2 separate regions of the Homo sapiens genome follow, and region 2 is linked to region 1. A link is a loop called in an ENCODE intact Hi-C map of the cell type or tissue named here. Cell type or tissue: mammary epithelial cell. All regions are shown on one strand. Each heading gives the region's core, and the rest is flanking DNA. Links, peaks and the distances in the headings are about the cores only.

Region 1 (8,000 bases), core at 1-8,000:
TTGTCCCTAAGTGTTAAGTGTTGGAATGTGAGTCGGGGGGGACAGTATCACCTTTTGGGAAGCAAATGATGGGCCTGCTCTGCTTGTGCAGGTGTCTCAGCTCCGGCATGAGCTGTCCATGAAGGATGAGCTGCTTCAGTTCTACACCAGCGCTGCGGAGGAGAGTGAGCCCGAGTCCGTTTGCTCAACCCCGTAAGTCACCAGAGGGCTGTATTTCTGGAGGCCAGAGCACAGGCTGGCCGCTGTTGATGTCCTTGGAGTCACCTAGACAGGGTCACCTTCAGCAGCAATGGAGGTCAGCTGCTCTCAGCCTTCTCTGGACCAAACACCTCCAAGTGCCTCAAACAGATTGATTTTACTATTTTAGCGGGATATGGATGGACAGGTTTTTAGTTTTCCTTTTCCTGGGTCTTATTGCTTATTTGTCAATTTAGATTGATTTGCCCTGGCACATTAATGGATAATGGGTTAGGCTCTGCTGTTGGAGAGTATTCAGGGTTCTGGAGCCAGAGGTGCTGTGGCAGGTCCTTGGGACAGAAGGCGTGGTGTCTTCTCTGAGAGTCAGCAGATCCTCATGTTGGGAGCATGAACTCCAGAGCCCAGTGGGCTGGTTGCAGATCTTGGCTCTGGGACTTACTAGCTGCATGCTGTTGGCTAGGTTACTTAACCTCTGTACTTGTTTTGTCATTTGTAAAATGGAGATAACAGTAGAACTTAGGTCACAGAGTTATAAGCATTAATTGAGTTAAAACATACAGAGTACTTACAAATGCATTGTGAGTATTAAATAAACTCCCAGACATCCTGGAATTGTGTAGGCTTTAAACAGAGTTGGTCCCCTGAATTCTAAGGTGATGTGGCAAGTTGTGGATAAAGGGTTGAGATGTGGGTTCAGAATTGGTGGTGAGCCTGTGCACTGGGGGCGCTGTCTTCCTGGGGTTGGGAGAGCCGTCTGGTGGGTCATTGTCCTTCCTGCAAGCCCTTCTTTGTGTCTCCACATGGTTTGCCAGGTGGTGGGAGGAAATGCGTCTCCCTAGGTTGTGAGCGTACTTTCTCCCCCAGGTTGAAGAGGAATGAGTCGTCCTCCTCAGTCCAGAATTACTTTCATTTGGATTCTCTTCAAAAGAAGCTGAAAGACCTTGAAGAGGAGAATGTTGTACTTCGATCCGAGGTGATGTGCCCTCCCTTCTCTTGCCCCTGCTAGAAGGGTGGTGGCCCCATTCGCCTTATCTGGCAAGGACAACCATGGTTAAGTGCCCTCCTCAAAGCTGGCAGTCTGTGAAGAGCTGTACCAGGCGCTCGGCAGATGTGCCTCCTCTATGCTCTGGGCACTGCCTTCCAGCCCAACACATGCCTCCCTGGCTGGGGCAGGCAAACCTGGTGAATGACATGGTGTGTGGACTGGGAAGAGTTGGAGGGCCCCTCCTTCACAGTCACTCCTGCAGTGAGGTCTCCCATGGTGTTCTCCAGCTCTGACCACAGCACCTGTGGAGAAACCCAGCCTTGTTTTCATGCTGCCACAGATCAGATGCTCAAGGAAGTAGTCCATGGGTGCTCAGAGAGAGCCATATTTCTTTTTCTTTTTTTCTTTTTTTTTGAGATGGAGTCTCGCTATGTCACCCAGGCTGGAGTGCAGTGGTGCGATCTTGGCTCTGCAACCTTCGCCTCCCAGGTTCAAGCTATTCTCCTGTCTTAGCCTCCTGAGTAGCTGGGACTACAGACGCATGCCACCATGCCCAGCTAATTTTTGTATTTTTAGTAGAGACGAGGTTTCACCATACTGGTCAGGCTGGTCTTGAACTCCTGACCTCAGGTGATCCACCTGCCTCGGCCTCCCAAAGTGCTGGGGTTACAGGCGTGAGCCACCGTGCCTGGCAGAGTCATATATTTCTTAAACAATTAACTCAAAAAGGTTGAGCTGAGGCAACTTGGGGACTCATGCTTTTGAGTTTGTTTTATTGGCAAGGCAGTGTGCCAGGCATTTTGCCCACATTTTTTTTTTAGAGTTCACAGCAGGGCTGAAAGCTCGTTACTTTGATTCTCATTGGAACGGTGGGCCCCAGGCTGCTAGGTGTTTTGATAACCCGAGGTCATTTGAGTGAGTAAATGACAAAGCTAGGATTTGCAAGTCTGTGACTCTAAGCCCCTTGTTTTTCACCTTCACCCACTGCCCCTCTCTAGAAACACCGATAGGTGCAAATTTAGTACTGTTTGTCTTAATTAGTGGTGAGTTTCTGTTCTCTAGCCGAGGTATGGTGTGGTACAGTACGGCCCTGTTTATCAGGCCCCTGTGTGTCAGGTTGGAGCTGTGTGCCCACCTAGGCTGGCCCTGGGTTCTTGAGAGCCCCTTAATAGTGCAGACCATCTGTCAACTTGAACTTGCCCACACCTTGGTAAGATCTTCATGTCCCGTCTGAACAAGATGCTCTTCTGCACATCTTGTTCTGTTAGACCTCACCTCTTCCAGCACCTTGTTCACTGATGGGTCATGTAAACCCAGATTGACCAAGAAGTCTGCCTAGGTTTCCTCTGCCAGCCAGTTGCTGGGCAAGGCAACAGCCCTGTGCTCCCTATTCTGAGTTCAGTGCTACCTCTTCCAGCACCTGCCCCAGGTAAATGCTCCAGCCCCGGGCGCCCAGCAACTCACCCAAAGCTAGCTGAGGGAATCTGATCCCAGCTACAGATTCCTGCTACCCCACATCCATTTTCTGAAGTGTAATGATTTTCTGGGGCCAGGACTGAGGGCTCAGAGACACTTCTGTCTAACTGGGGCTCTTGCTTGCTTGCTTGCTTTGCCTCTTTCTCTCCCTCTTTCTCTCCTCCCTCCCTCCCTCTCTCCCTTCCTCCCTCCCTCCCTCCATGGGAGTCTTGCTCTGTCACCCACGCTGGAGTACAGTGGCGTGATCTTGGCTCAAGCAGCCCTCCCATCTCGGCCTCCCAAAGTGCTGGGATTATAGGTGTGAGCCACTGCGCCTGGTCTCGGGGCTTCTTCTTTGGGCCTTCAGATCTCTATCATCCCACCCTTTTCAGCCAGGGCAAGTTGTCCAGAGTCCTGGGGTGGCTCTTGTGCCTCTGCATTTTAATGCTTTTGTGTTGGACCTTGTTCTTACTAAGCTTGAACACAGCAGGTTTAACTCCAACTTGGGACCTCATATGTTCAGTGCCTGGCACATAGTAAGTGTTAGCCATTCCTGTGTGGTTATCCTTAGGATGCCTGCTGTGGGTAGTGTCCTAGGCACTGTGCGGGTCACAGAGCATCCATATTTATGAGCCAGGACAGCCACAAATAACAGATACAATGATAGGATGGTGGTGTTCGTGGTGTTTTTAACAGAGCAAGCTGTAGAGCACCTGTGCCCGTAGCTGTGTGTGGCGCCCTCTAGTGGTATGCGTTTTTCAGGTTTTCAGCTTTGAGTGCACATCCATTATTAAGCTGGGAATTCAGATGGACTTTCTGTATTTGAGGGTACGATGGGTGACAGGTGGGGGAATGCTAAGGGCAGCTTCCCAGACCCCAGTTAGCCTTTGCTTTATGCCTCAGCCCTTGCCTGCACCACCAGGCCAGGTGAGAATGTGGGGCCTCTGACCTGGGTCTTGTCTACAGGCCAGCCAGCTGAAGACAGAGACCATCACCTATGAGGAGAAGGAGCAGCAGCTGGTCAATGACTGCGTGAAGGAGCTGAGTATGTCCCCGCACTGCTGTCTTCTTACTTCCTTGCATCTGCTGTCATGATTAGACAGATTTGCGTCAGCCTTGCTAAAGTGCAGTCTCCTGCCAGCCTACGGCTCAGCAGCATTTTTCTTAAAACTAGAGGCCTCCCCAACCTTGTGTGGCACCCCCTCTCTATTATTTAGTGCTAAGTTGCCAGCTATGTATTATCTCAGTTTATCACTGAGGTGGATATTTAAATTTAATTTTGGCTTTATACTGGAATATTGGAATTTTTTTTTTTTTTTTTTTTTTTGAGACAGAGTCTCACTCTGTCACCCAGGCTAGAGTACAGTAGTTGCGATCTCGGCTCACTGCAACCTCTGCCTCCCGGGTTCAAGTGATTCTGCCAGCTTAGCCTCTCAAGTAGCTAGGATTACAGGCACCCACCATCATGCCTGGCTATTTTTTTGTATTTTTGTAGAGGCAAGGTTTCACCATGTTGGCCAGGCTGGTCTTGAACTCCTGACCTCAGGTGATCCACCTGCCTTGGCCTCCCAAAGTGCTGGGATTACAGGCGTGAGCCACCACCCCTGGCCAGAATATTGGAATTTTTTAATGCCTAAGTTAGGCCCAGCTACAGAAAACTGTGTTGAAAATGTGGCAGAACAGCTTACTACCAGTAATTTGATTTGTGGAAGCTGAAGCCAGGGTTCTCACCTTTGCAAATAAATATTTCTCTCCTCCTCTTCATTTTAAGTTTACAAGTTAAGACCAAAGGTCAAAATACTAAGTATATTGCATTTCGTCAAAGTACTAAGTATTTTGCATTTCGTCAAAGTACTAAGTATTTTGCATTTCGTCAAAGTACTAAGTATTTTGCATTTCGTCAAAGTACTATTTTGCATTTCGTCAAAGTACTAAGTATTTTGCATTTCAGCAAAATAATGATGAAACACACCTCATGTTCAAATCTAGTCAAGTGAGTTATGACTCTGAATATGGGTTGAAAACTCCAAGGAAATTGCACTGTGCAGTCAGTAGTTCCTTTTTAGAACTGGGTGCAGCAGGGGATTCCTGTTTAGTCACATGGGTTCTCTTGTGTGGAATGTGAGGATGTGGCTAGATGCACTCATGTTTTGTTTGTCACTTTCTATCTGACCACTGGAGCCTTCCTGATTTGTTCTGGGGAGACAGCCTTGGTTGGTGGGCTTGGGACCCTACACTGAGCTCAGGAGTGCTATCTAATGGGGTGAGATTCTTTTTCATAACTGATTGAGCCCTGAAGAAGCTGCTTTGCTTCTCCATGTGGGAAAATGGTCATTATGAGTTCCTTCCTGCACCCTCCCCACTCTACCCTGTCTTTTAGTAAGGATGGTTTTTCTTGTGCAAACCACAAAGAAACCATTCTCTCTGGGTCTGCATGTGTGGTTTTCTGACTTCCTCTCCTGATTGTTGCTTCTTTGTCAAAGGGGATGCCAATGTCCAGATTGCTAGTATCTCAGAGGAACTGGCCAAGAAGACGGAAGATGCTGCCCGCCAGCAAGAGGAGATCACACACCTGCTATCGCAAATAGTTGATTTGCAGAAAAAGGCAAAAGCTGTAAGGCTTCTCTGTTTATCTGGCTGATACAACAATGGCCATGCTGAGACGGGGAAGGGACATTTACTCCAGAAGACAGTGCTCTTTAGTTTCATATCTTAGCAGTTCGTGTTGCCGCTTTGCAGAAAAAGCTTAGTGGACTCAGTAGTATAAAACTGATTACCTGAATTGGTGACGAGTCTTATTTGTGACCTCTTATCTCCTAAAATTATATTGAATTCATTAAAAAGATGTTGTAAATATGGACTTTTGCAGTTTAACTTATGGATCATCTAGTCTAGTATTTGTTTTTACACAGTGCACTAGATATGTGCTGCAGTAGAGCAGTATCCTCTTCAGATTTAAGAAGAGGCAGCAAAATGGACTTTGCTATTAGTGTGGGGTAAAATGCTTCCAGAGAGCTTTGGAAGATGGGGGTGGGGCGGTGGGCTATAGAGAATGAATGTGGATATAGGAAAGACTTTACCTTCAAAATAATATAAAAAGCAGAATTTGAGTATAAGATGAGCATGTCCTTGTAGAAAGTGATGAGTTCATTACAGATTAGGTTAATAAGAGGGAAAAAGTTGGACTTTTACCAAGTATCTTAGGAAGTGATCTATCTTTGCCATGCTTTAGTGCGCAGTGGAAAATGAAGAACTTGTCCAGCATCTGGGGGCTGCTAAGGATGCCCAGCGGCAGCTCACAGCCGAGGTGAGCACCTCTCCCTCATTCCTTCAGTGCCTCTGATTGCAGCCAAGGTGGATTAGCCTTCCCGGACAGCTTTAGTCACGTCCATCGCAACTACTGTTTTTATTTTGAATTTCATTTCATTTTTATTCGTGGGAGAGTAAACCCAGTTGCACCTTGGTTCTGTGCCCACTGACACTGTTACTGGTTATGGGCACCTGTGTGGCAGGGCTCTACACCAGCTGAGCCTGGCACGTGCAGGTGTCCAAAAAATGTTCAAAGAAATGAAACAATACAACACAGAGCACTCTGGGAGAGGAATCTCACAGGTGTGGCTTGAAACATGGGTGTGACGATTTTCTTTTTCTTTCTCTCTTTTTCTCTTTTTGAGATGGGGTCTCATTCTGTCACCCAGGCTGGAGTACAGTGGCATGAGCATGGCTCACCGCAGCCTCGACCTCTCCAGGCTCAGGTGATCCTCCTGAGTATCTGGGACTACAGGTGTGGGCTACCACACCCACCTAATTTTTGCTTTTTTTTTTTTGAAAGATGAGGTTTTCCCATGTCGCCCAGGCTGGTCTCAGCTTCTGTGCCCAAGCAAACTGCCTGCCTTGCCCTCCCAAAGTGCTGAGATTACAGCTGTAAGCCATCATTCCTAGCCTGATTTTTCTTTTGCATGAAGTTGGTTTTGTTTCATTTGCCCATTGTTGGTATTTTAGAAGATTTCTGAGTCTGTAAGCTTGCCTCAAGTCAAAGAAAAAGCAAGCCTTTGAAAATTCTGTTATTTGGCCACAGGCGCACAGGGCAGCTGGTTCCACACGTGCTGGGGACTCTTAGATTGCTGTGTCTTTCTGGCCTTCGGATGGGCAGATGTGTGTACACCTGGGTGCTCAGGAGATCCTGACCCTCTGTGTCTTTCCTGCCTGCAGCTGCGTGAGCTGGAGGACAAGTACGCAGAGTGCATGGAGATGCTGCATGAGGCGCAGGAGGAGCTGAAGAACCTCCGGAACAAAACCATGCCCAATACCACGTCTCGGCGCTACCACTCACTGGGCCTGTTTCCCATGGTGAGCTGTGCTTTCTTCCCAGCCAGAGGACAGGAGGGGTTCTGGTGACAGGAGCACAGTGTCTGACATTCTGGCCACTGGAGTTGGGTGTTCACAGTTCGCTTCTCGTTGTACAGTTCAGATCTGAGTCTGAATCAAGGACACTTGAATCTGACTGGTGGTTTCTTAACTACATAAGACAAATTGGTTATTTTCTGTTCCTCTAAATCTGTGGTCTTTTCTACTCCTGCCATTAAAAGATAAATTTAGTAGGAACTTGCTTTAGTGGGAACCTGAGGTATTTGGAAGATCTGACTCATACAGGTTGAGCATCTCTAATCCAGAATGCTTCACAATCCAAAACTTCCTGAGCACTGACATGATGCATTGTAGACATTTAATAGACATTACGTTTAGACGGATAGTTGGACAGATAGACAGATGGCCTAAAGAGCAAACTCAAGAACTCCTGTGTATTCCAGCTCTATTTCCATGGTTTGATGAAATGCTAAATGCTCTCTGAGGAGAGAAGAGCTTTTGAGAGAAACTCCCCCAAGTGAGATAGGAGCGGATGGCTGCGTAAATGCTCGTGAGATTCTGTCCCTTCTGAAATTGGCCTTTTCCTTGGAGCTCTTTCCCTTCAGCCCCCATTGCTGACCCCCAGCAGATACTATCCCCATCCCCCACTCCTTGTTGTCTGGCCCACCTTCCCTAAATCGTGATTTCTTTTCTTCTTTGCTCCCATGCATCAAAGTCAGGAAGTCAGGCTAGAATAGCCACCACCCCCTCTCCGCCTCAAGAAGCTTCACTGAAATCTGAGGGAAACAAAAAGAAAGACATATAACATAGTCAGCTTTCTAGGGCACAGATGGGTGATCCAGTGATTCCAGGAATCTCAGTAAAAGCAGCAAAGAATATTCAGTCCCCCAAGTTCCCTGATCTAGCGCTAACCACACTTGGCTCACACGCTGGCCTGTGTAGCTTTGCAGGCTCCTTACCTGGGTTCCCTCCTTCCTGGCTTGTCATCTTGGTG
Region 2 (15,770 bases), core at 4,235-12,234, 190 kb before region 1:
GGCTGCAGTGAGCAGAGATCTTGCCATTGCACTCCAGCCTGGGAGACAGAGCAAGACTCTGTCCCCACACCCCCTAACCAAAAAATAAAAATAAAAAAAAGGAACACTTAGAGAATCTTTTCTGTGGACTACATACTTCCCAGGATTTTCCCGAGAACCCATGTTACGGTAGACACCATATGATTAATACAACTTCTTAAGGTTTTCTTCCAGTAAAACAGTTTCTATTTGAATTATTTAGGAACCCAAAGAATCTGGACTACTAAGAAGTAGAGAAAATAGTGCCCTGCTAGATATAAAACTAAATTCTCACAGATATATTATTCTGTTTTCAACTCTCAGTTCTGTGCAGTTGTTGTAGTTGTCTATTCCTATGACAGAAATAATCCTTTAATTACTGTGACTTTATGTTACATTTTGCTTTCTGGTCAGGAGTGGTACCAGTTGATTTTTAAAAATAGTCTTAGATATTCGTATGTATGAATTCTTCCACAGCAATTTTAGAATACATTGTCATTTCCTTAAAATAAAATTTCTTTTTCATTTGGTTGGAATTACATAAAATTCACTGATTAATTTGGGGGTAAATGACATATCACAACATCGAGTCTTTCTATCTGGTGAACTTGTAATTACTATCCTCAGGTCTTAGTCAATTCTAATTAAACATGACAGCCTGATATTAGCTGTGCTTGGGTAGACAGTTGTGGGGCCTTGAAGTGGCATAGATTGAAAAGATGTGCAGAGGCAAGAAACCTGCAATGAGTCATTTAGTGGCCCGAGGCAAGAGGTGACAAGAATAAGGGAATGGATTTTTGGAAAACGTAAACATTTTTCAAAATCCTCAGATTTACTGGGGCAAAGGGTGGAATGAACTGCAATCAGGCCTGATAAGGACCCAGGTTGTGTGTGAGCTGACTGAGAAACACAAGAATAGAGATGTTAAGGATAACATGCTTTAGTAATAGAGTCACCTATGCTTTCTTTTTCTTTTTTGCCTTTATTTACTGTGCATTCTTTTGTTATATTTTTGCCCTTCCCACAATTTTCAAATTTCAAAAAATCACGTTCTTTCTGATGTGTTTTTGTAAATTAATTCTGTGGAGTGGCCGGGCACGCCGTGGCTCATGCCTGTAATCCCGGCACTTTGGGGGGCCAAGGTGGATGGATCACCTGGGGTCAGGAGCTCAAGATCAGCCTGGACAAGATGGTGAAACCCCCGTCTCTACTAAAAATACAAAAAAATTAGCCGGGCGTGGCGGCGGTCGCCTGTAATCCCAGCTACTTGGGAGGCTGAGGCAGAGAATTGCTTAAGCCTGGGACGCGGAGGCTGAGGCTGCACTGAGCCGAGATCGCGCCACGGCTCTCCAGCCAGGGCGACAGAGCAAGACTCCATTTCAAAAAAATAAAAAATAGCCGGGCGCGGTGGCTCACGCCTGTAATCCCAGCACTTTGGGAGGCCGAAGCGGGCGGATCACAAGGTCAGGAGACCGAGACCATCCTGGCTAACACAGTGAAACCCCGTCTCTACTAAAAATACAAAAAATTAGCCGGGCGTGGTGGCGGGCGCCTATAGTCTCAGCTACTCGGGAGGCTGAGGCAGGAGAATGGCGTGAACCCGGGAGGCGGAGCTTGCAGTGCGCCACTGCACTCCGGCCTGGGCGACGAGCGAGACTCCGTCTCAAAAATAAATAAATAAAAAATAAAAATAAAAATAAATAAAAAATAAAAAAAAATTCTATGGAGCTACATTTTCTTTCTTCCCCTACCCCCACCCCCACACTCTGAGAGCCTTCTCCCTCTCTCTATTTTGACCAGGGTCTCACTCTGTCACCCAGGCTGGAGTGGAGTGGCACGATCACGGCTCACCTGCAGCCTCTAACGCCTGGGCTCAAGCAATTCTTCCACCTCAGGCTCCTGAGTGGCCGGGACTACAGGCAATTGTCACCACGCCTGGCTAGTTTTTGTATTTTTTGTGGAGATGGGGGGTCTCTCCATGTTGTTCAGGCCGGTCTCAAGCTCCTGAGCTCAACTGATCCACCCGCCTCAGCCTGCCAGACTGCTGGGATTACAGGCATGTGCCACAGTGCCCAGCGAGGCCTTCTCTTTCTTTTTTTTTAAATTTAATTTAATTTTTTTTTTTTTTGAGACGGAGTTTCGCTCTATCGCCCAGGCTGGAATGCAGTGGCGTGATCTCGGCTCACTGCAAGCTCCATCTCCCGGGTTCACACCATTCTCCTGCCTCAGCCTCCCAAGTGGCTGGGACTACATGCACCCGCCACCATGCCCGGCTAATTGTTTTGTATTTTTAGTAGAGATGGGGTTTCAGTGTGATAGCCAGGATGGTCTTGATCTCCTGACCTTGTGATCCACCTGCCTCGGCCTCCCAAAATGCTGGGATTACAGGTGTGATCCACCACTCCCGGTCTCAAGCCTTCTCTTTCTAAAGGAGAATTTAACCTTTTAATATTTACTATAACCATTGATAACTCATTGGCCTTATTCTTGTCATATTTCATGTTTTGACTATATTATGCTTTATCAGTTTCTCCTCTATTGATTTAGGTGTCCTATAACAATTTCAGTTAACACCTAATATCTAAAAAAATTATATTTCTCCATAAAAACTATACACAGCACAGGATGAAACCTACATTTATTTATTTATTTATTTATTTATTTAGTTAGTTAGTTAGTTAGTTAGTTAGTTAGTTATAGAGGTTCTTGCTCTGTTACCCAGGCTGGAGTTCAGTGGCACAATCATAGCTCACTGTAGCCTCGACCTCCAGGCCTCAATCGATCCTCCCATCTCGGCCTCCCGAGTAGCTGGGACTATAGGTACGCACCACCACACCTGGCTAATTTTTGTATTTTTGGTAGAGACAGGGTTTTGCCATGTTGCCCAGGCCGGTCTCGAACTCCTGGCCTCAAGTGATCTGTCCGCCTTGGCCTCCCAAAGTGCTGGGATTGCAAGCATGAGCCTCCACGCCCGGGTGAAACCTCTCAATTTACCTCGTTTCTCCATCCTCTTCCTTCTCCTATGACTTCCCAGATTTTGTAGAAATAGCATATTTTAACTTGAAATTATATTTACTTTTTATACTTAAACATTTCTTTAGTAACCAATTCATTAACTATCTTCATCATATTACAAATTATTTAAACTTTTTCTTTTAAAAATATTTAACCACTATACTATGAGGAACAAATTATTTAAACTTTATTTTATTTTATTTTATTTTATTTTTTGAGATGGAGTCTCCTTCTGTTGCCCAGGCTGGAGTGCAATGGCATGATCTTGGCTCACTGCAGCCTCTGCCTCCCGGGTTCAAGTGATTCTCTCACCTCTGCCTCTGGAGTAGCTGGTACTACAGGCATGTGCCACCACGCCCAGCTAATTTTTACATTTTTAGTAGAGACAGAGTTTCACCATGTTGGTCAGGCTGGTCTCAAACCCCTGACCTCAAGTGATCCATCAGCCTTGACCTCCCAAAGTGCTGGGATTACAGGTGTGAGCCACCATGCCTGGCCAAATTATTTAAACTTTAAATCATACTGGTTTCAATGTTTATCACTATTTTTAAAATAAACCTTTTATATTAGAATAATTTTAGATTCACAGAAAAATTAAAAAGATAATACAAATTGTCTCCATATGCCCCACGCCCAGTTTCCCCTACTATTAACCTCTTACATTAGTATGGTACATTTGTCATAATTAATGAACATATACTGATGCTTGTTATTAATGATAGTCCTCATTTTGTTCATATTTACTTAGTTGTTACTGAATGTCCTTTTTCTGTTCCAGGATCCCATCCAGGATACCCCATTACATTTAATCATCTTGTCTCTTTGGGTTCTGCCTCTGACAGTCTTTCATACTTTCCTAGTTTCTGATGACCTTTCAATTTTGAGAATTGCTGATCAGGTATTTTTAGACTGTCACTTAATTGGTATTTGTCTGATCTTTTTCTCATAACCAGACTGGGGCTATTGGTTTTGGGGAGGAGGAGCATGGAGATAAAGGAGATAAAGTGCCATTCCCATCACATACTACTAAGGGAACATACTATTGGCATGACTTATTACTGTTGAGTCAATCTTGATCACCTCACTGCCTGAGGAAGTGTTTGTCAACTGTCTCCACTGTGAAGGTACTCTTTTTTTGTTTGTTTGTTTTTGAAACAGAGTCTCACTCTGGAGTGCAGTGGCGCAATCCCAGCTCACTGCAACCTTCATCTCCCGGGATCAAGTGATTCTCCTGTCTTCTGCCTCAGCCTCCCGAGTAGCTGGGACTACAGGTGTGCACCACCATACCCGGCTAATTTTTGTATTTTTAGCAGAGACAGGGTTTTGCCATGTTGGCCAGGCTGGTCTCGAACGCCTGACCTCAGGTGATCTGCCCACCTTGGCCTCCCAAAGTGCTGGGATTACAGGCATGAGCCACGATGCCCAAGCCATACTGTACTCTTTTGAAGGAAGTCACTAAGCACAGCCCACACAGACAGAGTGGGAGTTATGCTCCATCTGTTAGAAGTGGAGTTCTACATACTTTATTTGGAATTCTTCTGTATGGGAGATTTTTTTTCTTCTTCCCCATGTATTTATTCATTTATGTATTTATGTCAACATGGATTCATGGATATTTATTTTGTACTTTGAGTTATAATCCAATACTACTTTATTTATTTTGTTGCTCAAATTCTTCCAGCTTTGGCCACTGGAAACTTTTTCAGTTGACTCCCATGCCCCTTTGACATAAACCCCATGATTGTGGGTTTAGTTTTTGTTTTAGTATGTCTTTACTTCCTGGCATTACAAGATACTCCAGGTTCATCTTGCATCACTGTGTTTTGCATGTGGTCTTTTAGCCTTTTTATTCGGATTATTATTATTATTAATTTTTATTCATTTTTTTTTGAGTCGGAGTCTCACTTGGTCACCCAGGCTGGAGTGCAGTGACACGATCTCAGCTCACTGCAACCTCTGCCTCCTGAGTTCAAGTGATTCTCCTGTCTCAGCCTCCTGAGTAGCTGGGACTATAGGCGCATGCCACCATGCCTGGCTAATTTTCGTATTTTTAGTAAAGACGGGGTTTCACCATGTTAGCCAGGATGGTCTCTACCTCTTGACCTCGTGATCTGCCCACCTTGGCCTCCCAAAGTGCTGGGATTACAGGTGTGAGCCACCACACCCAGCCCTATTATTATTATTATTTTGAGACAGGGTCTCGCACTGTCACCTGGGCTGGAGTGCAGTGGTGCTATCTCGGCTCACTGCAACCTCTGCCTCCCGGGTGCAAGCGATTCTCCTGCCTCAGCCTCCCAAGTAGCTGGGATTGCAGGCGCCTGCCTCCACGCCCAGCTAATTTTTTTGTATTTTTAGTAGAGACAGGGTTTCACCATGTTGGTCAGGCTGGTCTCAAACTCCTGACCTCGCGATTTGCCCACCTTGGCTTCCCAAAGTGCTGGGATTACAGGCATGAGCCACCGTGCCAGCATTTTTTTTTTTTTTTTTTTTGAGACAGAGTTTTGCTCTTGTTGCCCAGGCTGGAGTGCAGTGGTGCGATCTCGGCTTATTGCAACCTCAGCCTTCTGGGTTCAAGCGATTCTCCCACCTCAGCCTCCTGAGTAGCTGGGATTACAGGCATGTGCCACCACATCCAGCTAATTTTGTATTTTGTTGTTGTTGCTGTTTTAGTAGAGATGGGTTTTCTCCATGTTGGTCAGGCTAGTCTCAAACTCCCGATCTCAGGTGATCCGCCCACCTTGGCCTCCCAAAGTGCTGGGATTACAGGCATGAGCCACCGCGCCCTGGCCTTTTGTTTGTTTTTGAGACAGGGTCTCACTCTGTCACCCAGGCCGGAGTGCAGTGCCATGATCACTACTCACTGCAGCCCTGACCTCCCACCTGCCTAATCCTCCTAAGTAGCTGGGACCACAGGCACGCACCACCATGCCCAGCTAATTTTTTTATTATTATTTGTAGAGACAGGGGGTCTCCCTATGTTGCAGAGGCTGGTCTTGAACTCCTGGACTCAAGTGATCCTTCCCCTTTGGCCTCCTAGAGTGTTGGGATTACAGGTGTGAGCCACCGCACCTGGCTCCTACTGTGTATTCTTAAGTAAGATTAATGTCTCAAAGCATGATGTAGGCTGATGCAAGAAAAAAATTAATGTCATATTTTGATAAATATAAAATTGTTAAACATTTAAAAATAAATATATTAAAGAAATAGAAACACGCTGTAAAACTTTCAAAACAGTTGAGATGGGCAGAAAAAGAACCAATAAAATGTGCTCTATCCAACAGAGTTTTGAAATGGGAGGAGGGTGGTAAAGGAAACAATGACTTCAAGTTTCTTCAAATTGTGTGTTATTTCTTCTGCGTGCCCCTGGGATGGGCAACCTTGAAGGATGCTTTGGACAAGGCTTCTAAATGGAAGCAAACACAAATTTGAGTTCTTGTCAAAAGAAATACCCACCCTCTCTGCAGCAATGTCCAAGATGATCAGCCATAGATGTTCCTGCATTTTGGTCTTGGTTTTGTGCTTCTGTTGCAAAAACCATCCCACATGGGTTGGGGTAGTTTTTGTGTCCTGTTACATTCAGTGATTCAAATAAAATGAAAGGCATAAACACTCCTCATTTCTATTCCTGAAAGTCCTTCTTGGTCGATTAAAGTGACAAGCCTGGTACCTTCCTTTAAGAGCCTGCTGCTGCTGAGTCCTCAATTTAATTGGTCTATGTGGCATGAGTTTTGGAAGAATAAATATATTCTCCCTGATACTTGCCCTTAGCTAAGTTAGCTTCATCTTTGCCAAGTTCTTACAATCTACTTGGAGGTCATTTCTTTGGGGCTTATTTATATCTAAGGCCCAGTCAGAGCAACAGGAATCTATTCATATGGGTCGACTGCATGATTTTGTTAAATGTGTTAAATTTAGTAACACCAGGAGGAAAACATTCTACTAGCTAGTGCTGAGCAGTGCATGGTTGTTACTTTTGTTTTCTTCTCACAGTACTTGCAGCACAGAAACAGCTGACCCTGCCACTCCTCACCTCATCGCCCAATGTGGCATCATCACAGTGTCTAAGAAGTTTCCTTGGAGGATCTGTGCTTACTTTAACAGTTGCCAACACATAGGCCTTGTGCTAAACTCTGACCAAATGCAAAACAGTAACAGTAAGAGAAGTGTCTTAGTTTGGGTTCCCCCTAAAGTAGCCCCTGAGATATGCAATTTATCTGGAAGTGATCCCAGGAAACACCGGCAGGGGGACAGAGAATTGAGACAGGAAAGGAAGGTAGCTGCTGATGAAGGGTGCTTTATCAAGCAAAAATAACTGGAGCCCAATCACTTGAAGGAAGTCTGGAAGCCAGCAGAGAACGTACACTGCCCGAAGAGACAAAGGAACAGGGACTTCTGGAAGATCTTCAATTCCCCATAACTTCCAACCCACTGCATCGAGCAGAGCAGGCTTCAGTAGCCAGAGGATTAGGACAGCATGCTGGCAGCTGGTGCTGGCTCCACTACAGCTGTAAGGCTGTGGGGGATATGGGCAGAGCCCCAGCACTGTCCCCTACAATAGGTTTTTCCCAGTTCTTATCAAATAATTCTTTCAGATGTCATAACATGGTGTGATAATTCTTGTACCTTGCCTGACCATATGTAGTGGCATCTTCTTTTGGTAACAGGCCCTAAACTTTAGTCCCAACAGCCATGACCCAGCTGGGCCAATCATAAAATCTCATGCTTCCAAGTGAAACATAAAGTGAGCTAAAACCATAATCTTGTAATTTGAACTGATAAAGCTTTTTCTTTACAAAACATTTTCAGAATAACATAAAATAAATTGAATAAAAGTAGATATTTTGGCCAGGCGTGGTGGCTCACACCTGTAATCCCAGCACTTTGGGAGGCCGAGGCAGGTGGATCACCTGAGGTCAGGAGTTCGAGCCAGACTAACCAACAGGGTGAAACCCCATCTCTACTAAAAATACAAAAAATTAGCTGGGTGTGGTGGCAGGTGCCTGTAATCCCAGCTACTCAGGAAGCTGAGGCACGAGAATTGCTTGAACCCAGAGGCAGAAGTTGCAGTGAGCCGAAATTGCACCACTGCACTCCAGCCTGGGCGACAGAGTGAAACTCCATCTCAAAATATATATATATATATATATATATATATATATATATATATATATATATATATATATAAAATATATAAAATATAAAAAAATACTCTGTCTCAAAAAACAAACAAACTGCTGTGTTGTGGCATGACATTTTAGGTTTTATTTATTTTTTTAAGACAGAGTCTTTCTCTGTCACCCAAGCTGGAGTGCAGTGTCACATTTTGGCTCACTGCAACCTCTGCCTCCCAGGTTCAAGCAAATCTTATGCTTCAGTCTCTTGAATAACTGGGATTACAGGGGCTCACCGCTGCACCTGGCTAATTTTTGTATTTTTAGTAGAGACGGGGTTTCACCATGTTGCCCAGGCTGGTCTTGAACTCCTGGCCTCAAGTGATCCACCCACCTTGGCCTCCCAAACAGCTGGGATTATAGGCATGAGCCACCGCGCCAGCAGGTTTACTTATTTTTTATTTCAGTTTTGTCCACCCTAACAAATATACTCCCTGATGCCCACCCTTGAACTTCCATGGACTCTGGGCTTGGGTCAAGATTGCTCAGGGGAAAACAAAACAAAACATAGAAAGAGAGAGCTAGAAGCATGTTGCTACACTTAAAATATCAGTTACCAGAAACTCAGAAAGGCATACAAATTTGGAAAGATTTAAATAAGAGCAACTAAAGAATTAAAATAGCAGAGGTATTTTTCCATGAGGATAAACTGTGACTAATTCTCTTTAGCTTGGGGCTGAGCATGGTGGCTCATGCCTGTAATCCCAACACTTTGGGAGGCCAAGGTGGGAGGATCCCTTGGGTTCTAGAGTTCAAGAGCAGCTTGGACAACACAGTGAGACCCCCGTCTCTACAAAAATTTCTTTTAATTAGCCAGATGTGGTGGCACACGCCTGTAGTCCCAGCTACTCAGGAGGCTGAAGTGGGAGGATTGCTTGAGTCCAGGTGTTCTAGGTTACAGTAGACTACAATTGTGCTTCTTCTGCACACCAACTTGGGTGACAGGGCAAGACCCAGTCTCAAACAAAAAAAAAAAGAAAAAAGAAAAAAAAATACTCTTTAGTAGCTTAGGAAGAGGATTAGATGAGCTCAAAGTCCATAAAAGCTGAGATTTAGCTGGTGTCAACATACCATAAACGGAAAGTAGTATGGGACACCCATTACCCCAAGAATATTATTGTATAACTTGAATACAAATAGGATCTAGCAAGGTTTTGATAGGTGGTCACTTTATAATGGGTTGTGAAAGGGAAGTTAAGGAGGTTCAGGAAATATTCTCAAGATCTTTTAACTTTGATATGAGAAATGAGAATTACTACACTCTCCACATCCAACAAAACAGTAAAATGTTAATCAATGAAGGTATTCCAAGTCATATGGATCTTTGGTTAGATCCTGAAGGTTTGATCCAATCAACAAATATTTATTGAGCAACTACTATGTTCTAGACGTTGTGCTGAGAATACATCTGAGAATAAGACTACCTTGTGAATTAAGAGGGTTTAAGAAAATAAATAATATAATATATTAAAATGTGCTAAATTTTAAAAAAGACAGAGCAGGGTAAGGGGCATTGAGAGTGCCGGGGGAAAATAAGTGGCAGTATTAATGAGATGGTTCAAGGAGGCCTCATTGGTGAGCCATGTGGCTCATGCCTATCATCCCAGCACTTTGGGGGACCAGGAGGGAGGATGACTTGAGGCCAGGAGTTTGAGACCATCCTAGGCAATATAGCGAGACCTTGTCTCTACAAAAATGAAAATAAAAAATTAGCCAGAACGATGATGTGCATCTATAGTCCCAGCTACTCAGGAGGCTGGGGCAGGAGAATTGTTTGAGCCCAGGAGTTCGAGGTTGCAGACAGCTATGATCATCCCACTGCATTCCAGCCTGGGTGACAGAACAAGACCCCTGTCTTAAAAAAAAAAAAAATAAGTCTTATTGAGATGAGGAGAAGAGCCATAAGGATAAGTAGAGGAAGAACAATCCAGGCAAAGGAAATGGCCAGTGCAAAAGTTCTGAGGTGACAGTGTCTCTGGCATGTTCAAGGAACAGCAAGGAGACTATTTTTCCTGTGAAGTTAGTGAGTTGGAGAGAAGAGGAAAATGAAGTCAGTGGGATGAGGGGAGTAGACGGTGTAGGTCTTGTGGGCCATGGTAGAGACTTTTTTTTCTTGAGACAGGGTTTCACTCTGTCACCCAGGCTGGAGTGCAGTGTAACAAACACGGTTCAGTGCAGCCTCAACCTCCTGAGCTCAAGCAGTTTTCCCATCTCAGCCTCCCAAGTAGCTGGGACTACAGGTGTGCACCACCACTCCTGGCCCTGTAAAAACTTTTGCTTACATTCTGGGAGGAATGGGGAACAATTGGAGGGTTTTGAACGGAGGAGAGCCACGATGTGACTCACATTTTACAAGATCATTGGCTACTGCATTGAAAAATGGACTGAGGTAGGGCAGGGGCAGAGGGCAGGTGAACAAGTAAGAATTTAGGAGGTTCTTGCAGGAATGCAGGAGAAATGATGGTGGTTTGGACTAGGATGGAGGCAGTGAAGGCAGTAAGAAGTAGGTTCTGGATTATATTTTGAAGGTAGAACCAACAGGTTTTCCTGATAAATTGGATGTGGGGTGAAAAAAAAGGGAGAAGTCAGAGATAAATATAAGGTTTCTGCCTGGACAATTGAAATCTAGGAAACTGTGGAATAGTAGAATTTTTAGAAGTCCAGCAGCTCAGTTTTGGGCATAATAAGGTAGAGATGCCTATTAGACATCCAAATGCCAGTGTCAAGTAGGAAGTTTGTTTACATGAGTCTGGAGTTCAGAGGGAAAGTCTGGACTGGAAGTATAAACTTGGAGTTATCTATGTGTAGATGGTGTTTAAAGCCTTGAGATTAGATGAGATCACTAAGGAGTGAGTGTAGAGTGCAGTTTCCTAGAATCCAAGTAAAGAAAGTGTTCCAAGAAGAAAGATGACAAAAGTTGTGTCAAATGTGGCTGAGAGGTCAAGTAAAAGGAGAACTGATAATGGACCCTAAATGTAGCAATGTGGAGGTCAATGGTGACCTTGACTGGGTGGAGTAGTCTCAGTGGAATGGGTTTCAGGAAAAAATGGACAGAATTGAGACAGTGACGATAAGCAATTCTTTCAAATAGCTTTGTTATGAAGGATGACAAAAAACAGGGTGGCATCTAGAGGTGGAAGTAAAGTCAAGAGAGTTTTTTTCTTCTATTCAAGATGGAAGAAATATAGGGCAGGCATGGTGGCTCAAGTCTGTAATCCCAGCACTTTGGGAGGCTGAGGCTGGTGGATCACTTGTGGCCAGAAGTTCGAGACCAGCCTGGCCAACACAGTGAAACCCCATCCCTACCAAAAAATACAAAAATTTGCCTGGTGTGGTGGCAGGCACCAACTACTTGGGAGGCTGAGGCAGGAGAATCACTTGAACCCAGGAGGCGGAGGTTGCAGTGTCATGCCGCTACATTCCAGCCTGCGTGACAGAGTAAGAGTCTGTCTCAAAAAAAAAAAAAAAAAAAGACAGAAGAAATAACTATGTTTGTATGCTGGTGAGAATGCCCCAGTAGAGAGGAAAAAAACTGATGATGGAGGAAGGAGGGGAGAAAATTGTAATGATATACCCAAGCAGGTATATTAGTTTTCTAGGGCCACCATAACAGATTGCCACAAATTTGGTGGCTTAAAACAACAAAAACTTACTCTCTCAGAATTCTAGAAGCCAGAAATCTGAACTCAAGATGTTAGCAGAGATGTACTCCCTCTGTAGGCTCTAGGGGAAAATTTTTTCCTTGCCTCTTCTGGCTTCTGGCAGCTGCTGGCATTCCTTGGCTTGTGGATGCATCTCTCTCTTTTCTGCCTTCACATTGGCTTCTCCTCTGTGTGCGTTCTACTCTTCTGTCTGTTTTAAATCTCCTTCTGCTTTTCTCTTACTAGGACACTGTCATTGGATTTAGGGCCTCCCCAGGTAACCTAGGATGATCTCATCTCAAGATCATTAACTTAATGACAGGTGTGGTGGCTCACACCCGTAATCTCAGAACTTTGGGAAGCTAAGGTGGGCGGGTCACCTGAGGTCAGCAGTTTGAGACCAGCCTGGCCAACATGGTGAAACCCCATCTCTACTACTAAAAATACAAAAATTAGCCAGATGTTGGTGGCAGGCGCCTGTAATTCCAGCTACTCTGGAGACTGAGGCAGGAGAATCGCTTGAACCTGGGAGGCAGAGGTTGCAGTGGGCCGAGATCGTGCCACTGTATTCCAGCCTGGGTGACAGAGTGAGACTTCATTCCCCCCGCAAAAAAAAAAATTTAATGACATCTGCAAATCCCCTTTTCCCAAATAAGGTCACATTCATAGGTTCTGGATATTAGGACCTGAAATACATTTTGGGGGACCACCATTCACCCTAATGCAGTAGGTGAGAAGGAATGGGGTCTACTTCACACGGGAGGAGTCGGCTTTTGATGGGAGCAGGGATAATTCATCACTAATTTCAGTAGGGTGAATAGATGATTTGGTCCCAGTCACAACTAGGTGGGTAGACATAGTGGTGGGAGCTTGTAGAAGTTTTTTTGGGCTGGGCATGGTGGCTCACGCCTGTAATCCCAGCACTTTGGGAGTCCAAGCAGGGTGGATCACCTGAGGTCGGGAGTTCGAGACCAGTGTGACTAACATGGAGAAACCTTGTCTCTACTAAAAATACAAAAAAAATTATCCAGGCGTGGTGGCACATGCTTGTAATCCCAGCTACTCGGGAGGCTGAGGCAGGAAAATCGCTTGAACCTGGGAGGTGGAGATTGCGGTGAGCCGAGATCGCGCCATTGCACTCCAGCCTGGGCAACAAGAGCAAAACTCCGTCAAACAAACAAACAAAAAACAAGTTCGTTTGATTCCTTCCATTTCCTCAGTGAGATAAGAAACAAAGTCACCATCTGACAGTGAAGATGGGGAGGGAGTTGCTAGAACTTGGATATGAAAAGAAAAAATGTGTTGTAGTTTTCATGAAGAGTGGGAGAATGACTGGATTAGAGAGTTATTAATTGTTCAGCAGCAGTAAAGCTCACCTGAGATTCATGGTCATAATTTTTTTTTTTTTTTCTGAGACAGAGTCTCACTCTGTTGCCCAGGCTGGAGTGCAGTGGTGCAATCTCAGCTCACTGCAACCTCCATCTCCTGGGTTCAAGTGATTCTCCTGCCTCAGCCTCCCGAGTAGCTGGGACTACAGGCATGTGCCACCACACCCAGCTAATTTTTGTATTTTTAGTAGAGAGGGGGTTTCACCATGTTGATGAGGCTGGTTTTGAACTCCTGACCTAAAGTGATCCACCTGCCTCGGCCTCCCAAAGTGCTGGGATTACAGGTGTGAGCCACTGCACCTGGCCTAAAACAGGTAGATTTTATTTGCAATCCAGATTTCTGACTTCTTTTGAAAATCTAGGAGATAAGACAACATTGGGTTTGCATTTAGACATCGGAACAATTGTTAGAGCTCAGAGGTGGCTACCCAATAAAGACAGAGAAAGCCAGGTGTGGTGGCTCATGCCTGTAATCCCAGCACTTTGGGAGGCCGAGATGGGTGGATCACAAGGTCAGGAGATCAAGACCATCCTGGCTAACACGGTGAAACCCCATCTACACTAAAAATACAAAAAATTAGCCTGTAGTCCCAGCTACTAGGGAGGCTGAGGCAGGAGAATGGCGTGAACCTGGGAGGTGGAGCTTGCAGTTTGCCAAGATCGCGCCACTGCACTCCAGCTTGGGCGACAGAGCAAGACTCTGTCTCAAAAAAAAAAAAAAAAAAAGTGTGGTGGAGCAGATGGCTAAAGAGATGGATGGGGGCCAGTGAAGAATACTGTTCCCTGAGTGAAAGTTTGGGCTATACCCCTAGGTCACTAGGGCGTTGTTGAAGAGTTTACAGCACAAGAATGATAGCATCTGGTTTGTCTGAGGAAAGTAGATGGATTCAAGGCAAAAGACCAGATGCTGTAAAGAAGTTATTGTTATTAATTCATGGTTTTTCTTATGTCTAAAAAATCCATGCACAATAAGTCTGGTTTATAAACACAAGTCTTCATGTCTTTTTTTTTTTTTTTTTTGAGACAGGGTCTGGCGCTGTCACCCAGCCTGGAGTGTAGTGGCGCAATCTCGGCTCACTGCAACCTCTGCCTCCCAGGCTCAAGCTGTCTTTCCACCTCAGCTTCCTGAGTAGCTGGGACTAAAGGTGCATGTCACCATGCCCAACTAATTTTTTTGTATTTTTTAGTAGAGACGGGGTTTTTCCATGTTGCCCAGGCTGGTCTCGAACTCCTGAGCTCAAGCAATCCACCTGCCACAGCCTCCCAAAGTGGTGGGATTACAGGCTTGAGCCACCATGCCCAGCCCCTCATGTCTTAATCCTAGAATTCTTTTCCCGTGCCATTCCTCTCCTCTTCATTCTTCCCATTACCCAAGACTGAGGTTGACTCTCTTTTACTTCGCAGAGACAAAAGCAAAGTGTTTAATCAGTCATATGGGGCTAGCAGCCTGACTTTTTCAATAGTTTATGACTGTATACGTTAATTCACTTATCCAAGGGTCAGTTTCCTTATCTATAAACTGCAGATAATAGCTGTCTCATAGAGTTGCTGTCAGAATGAAGGAACTGATGTTACTAAAGCACTTAGCACATGGCTGGGTGCAGTGGCTCACACCTGTAATCCTAGCACTTTGGAGGCCAAGGCAAGAGTATCACCTGAGGTCAAGAGCTCGAGACCAGCCTGGCAAACATGGCAAAACTCCATTTCTACTAAAAATACAAAAATTAGCTGGGCATGGTGGCGCACACACGCCTGTAGTCCCAGCTACTCAGGAGGCTGAGGCAAGAGGATTGCTTGAACCCTGGAGGCCGAGGTTGCAGTAAGCTGAGATCTTGCCACTGCACTCTGGCCTGGGTGATAGAATAAGACTCTGTCTCAAAAATAAATAAATAAATAAAATAAAAATTAAAAAAATAAAGCACTTAGTGCAGTGCTACTTAGCACAGTGCTTGGTGCAAACTGTGCTCAATAAATGTGAGATTAAAATCTGGCATAAAATATTCTATGATGGCTGGGCACGGTGGCTCCTAGCTATAATCCCAGCACTTTGGGAGGCAAAGGTAGAGGATCACGAGGCCAGAAGTTCAAAACCAGCCTGTGCAACATAGTGAGACATGTGCCCCCTAATCTCTACCCCCCCTCAAAAAAAATTAACTGGGCTTGGTGGCATGCACCTGTAGTCTCAGCTACCTGGGAGGATGAGGCAGTAAGATCGCTTGAGCCCAGGAGTTTGAGGCTGCAGTGAGTGATCATAGCACCACTGTACTCCAGCCTGGGTGCCAGAGCAAGACACCATCTCTAAGAAAAAAAAAAGGGGGGTGGCAGCGCAGTGAGCGAGACACCGTCTCTAAGAAAAAAAAAAGGGGGAGCCGAATGTTGTGGCTCATGCCTGTAATCCCAGCACTTTGGGAGGCTGAGGTGGGCGGATCACTTGAGGCCAGGAGTTCGAGACCAGCCTGGCCAACATGGTGAGACCCCCATCGCTACTAAAAATACAAAAATTAGCCGGGCACGGTGGCATGTGCCTGTAATCCAAG

Evidence for each region. A loop is a pair of places that touch in the nucleus more often than their neighbours do. Peaks named below come from ENCODE experiments on the same cell type or tissue, not always from the same donor. Only the 100,000 strongest peaks of a DNase experiment are listed, where the experiment ranks them.
Region 2: a loop joins it to region 1, with 2.5 times the contacts of the local background. A loop is called at or near these places in 2 of 110 quality-filtered maps.

The regions. Positions count from the first base shown.
Region 1 is chr3:42,187,954-42,195,953 of GRCh38, forward strand. It overlaps TRAK1 (trafficking kinesin protein 1), which reads left to right. Exons shown (of 16, transcript NM_001042646.3): 5 at 92-192; 6 at 1,063-1,171; 7 at 3,605-3,683; 8 at 5,122-5,252; 9 at 5,871-5,945; 10 at 6,851-6,988. Among named protein-coding and RNA genes, the nearest start is that of CCK, 74 kb to the right of the region's middle. RefSeq lists a silencer at 1,864-2,158 and enhancers at 2,670-3,170, 6,910-7,069, 7,995-8,000. In mammary epithelial cell, for the core only: a CTCF peak has its summit at 3,380 (motif pointing left); no DNase peak of the experiment used is centred there.
Region 2 is chr3:41,990,853-42,006,622 of GRCh38, forward strand. No RefSeq gene overlaps it. Among named protein-coding and RNA genes, the nearest start is that of ULK4, 37 kb to the left of the region's middle. RefSeq lists a silencer at 8,427-8,638. In mammary epithelial cell, for the core only: a CTCF peak has its summit at 7,275; no DNase peak of the experiment used is centred there.